Regions from separate parts of the Homo sapiens genome. Here region 1 is linked to region 2. The links are chromatin contacts, found by Hi-C or POLR2A ChIA-PET in ENCODE. All regions are on one chromosome and are shown on one strand. The core of a region is the stretch at or near the end of the contact, and the rest is flanking DNA. Distances in the headings are between cores, read along the strand shown. Region 1 overlaps NCOA3 (nuclear receptor coactivator 3). Region 2 has its middle 39 kb from the start of MIR3616.

The links. Hi-C counts contacts between places; a loop is a spot of excess contacts on that map. ChIA-PET counts read pairs that join two places held with the same protein, here RNA polymerase II (POLR2A). Pooled maps may share reads with other maps.
Region 1: a pooled map shows a loop between it and region 2 (2.3-fold over the local background). The contact joins two enhancer-like sites. A Hi-C loop is called at or near these places in 3 of 50 pooled maps. POLR2A ChIA-PET finds 5 or more read pairs at or near these places in 3 of 52 experiments (GM12878, activated CD8-positive, alpha-beta memory T cell and activated T-cell).

The regions. Positions count from the first base shown.
Region 1 is chr20:47,574,878-47,578,903 of GRCh38, reverse strand. All of the region lies in intron 1 of NCOA3 (nuclear receptor coactivator 3), which reads right to left. Among named protein-coding and RNA genes, the nearest start is that of NCOA3, 75 kb to the right of the region's middle. Within about 2 kb of position 2,168, at least 25 of the 41 ENCODE cell types and tissues checked have a DNase peak (open chromatin) inside an H3K27ac peak, as active enhancers do.
Region 2 is chr20:47,203,968-47,207,490 of GRCh38, reverse strand. No RefSeq gene overlaps it. Among named protein-coding and RNA genes, the nearest start is that of MIR3616, 39 kb to the right of the region's middle. RefSeq lists a silencer at 112-406. Within about 2 kb of position 1,735, at least 5 of the 41 ENCODE cell types and tissues checked have a DNase peak (open chromatin) inside an H3K27ac peak, as active enhancers do.

The sequences.
Region 1 (4,026 bases), core at 919-3,418, 370 kb before region 2:
ATGAAAAGGGGCAAGGATTCTACAATTAATCATATTAAACCCATTGTTCTTTCCAAGCTCCCACTGGCACTGCTCCCAGGATCTCCTTCCTCACTTCCCTAAAATCACAGAAAAGGGGAGCCACTGTCACTGGGAAAAGCTAGCTGTTGCTCAATAATCTTCAAAGTACTACAGAGTAGACTGGGTCACCAAATGAATTTCAGGTTAAAGGCTGCAAAATATTAGTGTTAAATTTAACGTCAAAATCCAACACTTTTGCAGTTGGGATTATTTATCAAGTGATAAGTATCTTTGATCAAAACTCTAACCACAGGTTTCACTTGCAACAATCAACTACAGCTAATCTGTAGCTATAATGAAAGGAGAAGACCAAATGCAAGTTGAAAATCATATGAACATTTCAAGTTATATAAAATGGGGCTGGGTGCAGTGGCTCATGCCTGTAATCCTAGCATTTTGGGAGGCCGAGGTGGGCAGATCACCTGAGGTCAGGAGTTCGAGACCAGCCTGGCCAACATGGCTAAACCCCATCTCTACTAAAAATACAAAAAGTAGCTGGGTGTGGTGGTGGGCGCCTGTAGTTCCAGCTACTCGGGAGGCCGAGGCAGGAGAATCGCTTGAACCCCGTAGGCAGAGGTTGCAGTGAGCTGAGATCGCGCCACTGCACTCCAGCCTGGGCAACAGAGCAAGACTCTGTCTTAAAAAATAATAATAATAAAGTTATATAAAATGGTACCACTTTTTTTGAGCTATATAAACTTAACTCAGTTTAAGAATTTTTTTTTCCCATTACTTAGTCCATTATTGTATGTTCAATTAAGTAAAAATGTATTTGCTTCCCAGGAGAACATTGGTAAGACATTTATAACAATCTTTTTTAAATGCTATAATCTTCTTGATAAGGGAGTGGGGGACAAGGAATTATTTCAAATTACAGCATATGCATGTCTAGTAAAATAAAGACAGGTATTACCACATATCTTGTGATATATACTAGAAAGAATCAAGCTGACTTATAATGTATTCTACATATTTAATAAATTAAACATTTAGTTCTATACGGAATCAGCCTGAAAATTCATAATAACGCAGTGAAAACAGACGCCTTGGCTTCTGAAAACCTAGATTTTGTAAAGTCCTGCTTCTTGAAATGATCTTGTGTTAGATTTTAATTCGATTTCAATTAAATGCTTGCTGTGTATCTATTAGAATCAGGCACTGCACTGGCACTTGGAAATAAGCAAATCACAGTTGCTGCCATCAATTAATTAGGAAAAGGGAAGCAGGTATAAACAGACCTAAAGTTCCTAAAATGAAAGCTATGTTCATTCAGTAAGCATCTGCTAAGCATCCATGTGCCACATTGTGCTAGACACCATGGATAAAAGGAAGAATTAAAAAGACCAGAGTCCCATGAGAGTATAAGGAAAGAATAGAGAAAAACTACCCTGCCTTTTTCATGGGGTTGTTAACTGTTCAACACTATTTACATGTGAAAGCAAGACAAATCCAAAACCATTTATCTCAGCCAAAGGGGGAGGCATTAATTGTACAATTTCTGCAATTATGTCCAGAGTTGTCATAACCAAAATGCCATTTGAGTTTCTTCATAATAAAGGCAAAAGACAAAAAACCTTCTATGAAATGGCCATTTGTGTAAAAATTACATAGGGATACAGGAAACATAAATGGGGTAAAGGTAGCTAAAACTTAAAACTTATTTTTAATTCAAGACATCCAGGAAATTATGCCATACATTTTTGCTTATACAACGATACTATCCACTGATGAACAATGGAACTAAACTAGCCTAAATTTTTTTAAATTAGCTTTAGATTAAGGAGAAAACTTAAAAATCTGGTTGGCAGATTAGTATAAAAGGCCTGATATCTTTGGCTGAGTTGAATATTAGCTCTTATCCAATGGTTACCAAAACAGGCATTCAAGCAAGCCGCTTGCTTGCGCTTGTTCTGCCTCTCTCTCCCTGCCACTTTGGAAAAACTGCATGCAGTGCTGCAGGATCACACAAAATAAATACAGGAAAGAGGGTGGGAGAGTTGGGTGGGGAAGTGAGCAAAGCTCTGGGCTCCACCAGTGGAAGGCGTTCCACAAGAATTGCTACAGGGTCAAAAGTTTACAGTGGTTTCAATTTCACCTTTTAGCAGCCAATCAGGAAACACAGGCTGCATGCTGACCCCTCGGGCTGCAAATGAACATTAACTCATTGGCTACCAGGATTGCACATTTTCCTTTTCTTATAAGGCTTTCCCTTCTTTTTATTTTTTTTAAGGACAGGGGAGTGGAGAAGGCAAAGAACACAATAAGTTCAAGGTGACAATTTTATTCAAGACAATATATTTTAAACAGGTGTTTGAGGGGAGAAATGATCGAGTAATTATCTTCTTTCTTCTTGAAATCTGAGTTTCTTTAGCCTGTAGTATCTAACAAACCAATTATTAATGCTAGTATCAAGACAAAGAATAAATTTAGGCAGGTAAAGGAGATGGATTTTCCTCCATGAGGTTGCAATTCTATGAACAATTTATAGGATGGTAAAAAGATAATACTGGTTGTGTATCCAGTAAATGCTTTAAAAGTAACTCAGATAATAAAGACATCTAACTGAAGGATTTGCCTATACCCCAATTTTTTTATTTGCATAGTTTCCCTACCCTCTCCTCAAACCATTACTATACACAGGTAATGTTCCTCTATCCTTTTCATAATGTGGATCCACAGAAATGCAGGCAGAGCTCTTAGCTAAGGTTTAAATTTTTCTTTTCTTATATTTCAGTACCTGGGAGTAACTGTACAATAAACTCAGGAGTGAACCATTTGGCAGTAGGTACAACTGCTCCCTAACTAATTTATGTAAATTTCTTCAAATGCAGAAACCAATAAACTAATCCATTAAATAATATTTTCAACATTCTATATTTAACATTGAGCAAGTCTAAAATGAAAACCTCTACTACATACACCTTAACTGGACTACATTTAAAAACTAGATGCCTTTGAAGCACCACAGGATAAAAGTGAAATCGCTGTATTAACTGCTCTACTATTAAAATGATTAGTCAAATCCTAAATGAACACACTGTAAATTTGTAGTTAGCAATATTTCTCTCTTTGACACAATAGGTAGTTGAATTTTAACAGACTCATTGACTTAAATTTACCTTTACGTTTAGAATACCCTGTAGGCACCACCATTGCCTAAGAAAACGATTTCATGTAGGATATTAGCTCTTATCCAAACCAGCAAAGTAAGATACCAGTTATTTCTGAAAACGTGAAAGTAAGCAAATATACAGAAGTGTGTGACTTAATATAACTGCTGAAGGGTTCCAAAATAACTTCAGTGTTTAAAGTTTATATAGCAATATAATGTCAGTTAAGATAGTAAATAAACTCGATGCTGATAGTTTTTTCTTAATTCGACATTAAAAGAAGTAATTTTCTAGTAACAATTCCCAAGCCTTCATGATTTAAGTTTATGCATATTTGGCAATAAAAAGTCTACTTTAAAATAGACCTAGTTGTTTTTTCAACATGGTTTGCAAAAGCTTTACATATACGTATATATAGATATATAATAAATTAGGGGTCTTCTGTATATCTTCTTTTTACAAAATGGCCTCATTTTGAAACAAAATGGATGCGATAAAATTTTACATCAAGTCAGCATGTTAGCAAGAAGCTTTTTTGTGTGTTCTGAATTTGATTAATACAAGCCAAGGTCACTTCCTGAAAGATGCCTAGCACTGCAGCTGCAGGCAAACTAGGCTCTAGCATAAGGCTGGGGGAAGGGAATGGGTGATGGCATTATTATTAACCCTCAGATAGGATTCCATCTCCAGCAGCAGCTATTGGGGGAAGTGGGGAGGTTGGGGAAGATCCCAGAGTTCCTAAGTATATTAAGATTAAAATATTTCCATTCCTTAATACTTAAAAATAGAAATGTAATTACATATATAATGCTGATGTCAAAATTATATCAGATATCCTCACTGCTACAATGTACAA
Region 2 (3,523 bases), core at 486-2,985:
GAGGGGTCATCCATTGTCTTCTTTCAGCTCCTGCCTTTCTAGTCTCAACTGCACTCTCTGCTCCTTTGACCTGATACCCTCTTCTGTGGCTGGTACCTGATTCTTCAGATGTCACTCCTGAAATAGCCACCTGCCCACGGGCCCATCATGCCCTCAATATTTTCTTCATATCTCTGAGCAAAGGGTGTGGGGTTTTATTACTTCTCCTGTGTGTCCCAGTTGAATGTGAGCTGGGTGAGGGAGGTGCTTTCTCTGTTCCCTGCTGTGTCCCCAGGGCTTGGACACAATGAAGGTCATGCCACTCCTAAGTAGCGAGCAGCCAGCAGCTGGGCTCCTAAGTAGCGAGTAGCCAGCAGCGCAGCATTCAAATGCAGAGGCCACCTTGAGGTGTCCCACTGCACCCCCATCCAGCCTCTGCCGCAACCTCCCTTAGAAGCAAAGACATCTAGGGAAGTGGCTTGCTTACTCGAGGATAGAGAAATGGTTGCTTTTAGTTTTACCATTCATCTGACCAGGTAAAACAGCCCACATGACTCAAATCTGAAGATACGAAAGGGCCCATAGTATAAAGCCTCTCCCTCCCTGCTACCTCGGTCCCCTCCAATCCCCCTTCCCACATAGTCCTCAGGGAGAGTCTGCATTTACAAACAAATGCAGAGACATTTTTCTCTGCTCCTTTTCTTCTTTTTTAAGACGGAGTCTCGCTCTGTCGCCCAAGCTGGAGTGCAGTGGCGCAATCTCAGCTCACTACAACATCCACCTCCTGGATTCAAGCAATTTTTCTGCTTCAGCCTACCGAGTAGCTGGGATTAAGGGCACCCGCCACAATGCCCAGCTGAGTTTTGTATTTTTAGTAGAGACAGGGTTTCACCATGTTGACCAGGCTGGTCTTGAACTCCTGACCTCAGGTGATCTGCCCGCCTCGGTGTCCTAAAGTGCTGGGATTACAGGCATGAGCCACTGCTCCCGGCCCCCTTTTTCTACATAAATGATAGCATTTGATACACACTCTTCTGCCCTGTCCCCTTGCCCCGTTTTTTTTTTTTAAACTTAATCTGAAGCCTTGAGTATTGATCCATATCAGTGCAGTTCAAGAGCACCTCCATCCATTTTTAGGGGGTGTGATATCTGCTATGTGGACACGGGATAATGCATGTGGCCAGCCCCCAGCTGGTGGACATTGAGATTGTCCCCAAACTCTGGCCACGGCAAACGGCCCTGCAGTGAGCACCATTATAAAATGACTCCCCAGGCTCCTCTTAGCTGCCCAGTGGGGTGGTTATTCCACTCTTTGTGCAGCTTGGAAAACTGAGACTCAGGGGTTACATGCATTTGGAGGGGTCAGGTTTTTAGTTGCAAATAACAGAATCCACTCCACCTAATTAGAACACTCTCTAATCTGCTTACTTCTCAGGCCACACCAGTGGGTCAGTGAGAGGCCAGGTAGGAGGGGAGGGGCTTGAAGGTTCCAGTCTGGGTTGAGTGTTTTCAGAATGAGGAGAAGAAGAGGGAGATGCAGTGAGGTCTGGTGAACCTGGCAGAAGCTGCCAGTTCCTTGCTGGTTTCCTTTGGCAATGACCGGGGCAGGAACTGGCTCAGACCTTTTCATGCAGTCCAGCAAGCTCGCTATCTGGTGGCCATAGGCAAAACTGCAGCCTGTGGAGAGATCTGGCCCACTGGGGACAGCGAGCACGTGGGCCAAAACCCTTCATTCCGGAGACAGCTGTTCACTGAGCTCTCTGTATGAGTCAAGTCCTCAGTAGTGACACAGTAGTGAACAAAACAGGTTCGGTCTCTGTCCTTATTGATCTGACACTCTCACTGGGAAGCAATTTGATACCTGTATGCATGTAATATAATCCCAGGCGGGCTAGATGCGCTGAAGGTAAATAAAGCTAGGCGGGTAGGGAGATGATGTGATTGGGAGCCCTCTCTGAGGGGCTCACCGTTCAGTAGAACCTGAAGGGGGTTTCTTTCCGAGGGGACTGAGCCCAATTATTTTATTTATTTATTTTTTGAGACAAGGTCTTGCTCTGTCGCCCAGGCTTGAGTGCTATAGGGACGTCTCTGCTCACAGCAACTTCCGCCTCCCAGGCTCACCCCATCCTCCCGCCTCAGCCTCCTGAGCAGCTGGGACTACAGGCACACGCCACCATGCCCAACTAATTTTTAAATTTTTTTGCAGAGACGGGGTTTCACAATGTTGCCCAGGCTGGTCTTGAACTCGTGAGCTCAAGCGACTCACCCGCCTTGGCCTCCTAAAGTGCTGGGATTATAAGTGTGAGCCAGTGTGCCTGTCTATTTTATTATTTTATTTTATTTTGAGACAGAGTCTCACTCTGTTGCCCAGGCTGGAGTGCAGTGGCACGATTTTGGCTCACTGCAACTTCCGCCTCCCGGGTTCAAGCAATTTCTGGCTAATTTTTGTATTTTTTGTAGAGACGGGGTTTCACCATGTTGGCCTGGCTGGTCTCAAACTCCTGACCTCAACGATCCACCTGCCTTGGCCTCCCAAAGTGTTAGTATTACAGGCATGAGTCACCGCGCCCGGCCGACCGTCCATTTTAAACTATACAGTCGAGTGGCGATAATCAGAGTTGAGTTTTCCAAAGGTCAGCATTTAGCTGCCACCTTCATATCAGGGTACATCAGGACCCCATCTATATTCTTATTTATTTTCTTTAGTCTAGAGAAGCAAAGGTCACCTATATTCCTCCAAGTGTCGCTGATGTGGGCCTGCCCCACGTGGGGCTCTGTGCTGAGGCTTTCCATGCTGTAATCCTTCGGGTTTTGTAATAACTCCCTACATGGAGCAGGCCCTCGTAACAGGCCCATTCTCCCAGTGAGGCAGCTGAGGTTCAGAGAGAAAAAAGTGACTTGCTCAAGATCACACAAAAGGTCACTGCAGAGCCGGGACTCAAACCAGTCTGCTTACTTCCCAAGCCAGTTCAGTGAATCATCAGGCAACACTGCCCCAGTCACAACTAGCCCTGTGTGTGTGTGTGACACCGTGGTGAGTTTACAAAATGACTCCCCAGGCTTCTCTTAGCTGCCCTGGGGTGGTTATTCCACTCTGTGCAGCTCGGGAAACGGACACTTGGGGGATACATGAATTGGGAGGGGTCAGGTTTTTAGTTGCAAATAACAGAATGCACTCCAGCTAATTTGAGCAGAAAAGGCATTTGTTAAAGGATATTGAGTGGCTCACAAATCCCTGGGAAGGCCAGAGAGATGGATTAGGAGATTGCACAGCAACCAACAATGTCCAGATTACATTGCAGGACCTTTGTGTTAAGACTTCCCACATTGGCCAGGCATGGTGGCTAACGCATGTAATCCCAGCACTTTGGGAAGCTGAGGCGGGCAGATCACCTGAAGTCAGGAGTTTGAGACCAGCCTGGCCAACATGGCGAAACCCTGTCTCTATTACAAATACAAAAATTAGCAGGGGCATGGTGGTGTACGCCTGTAGTCCCAGCTACTCGGGAGGCTGAGGTAGGAGAATCACTTGAACCCAGGAAGT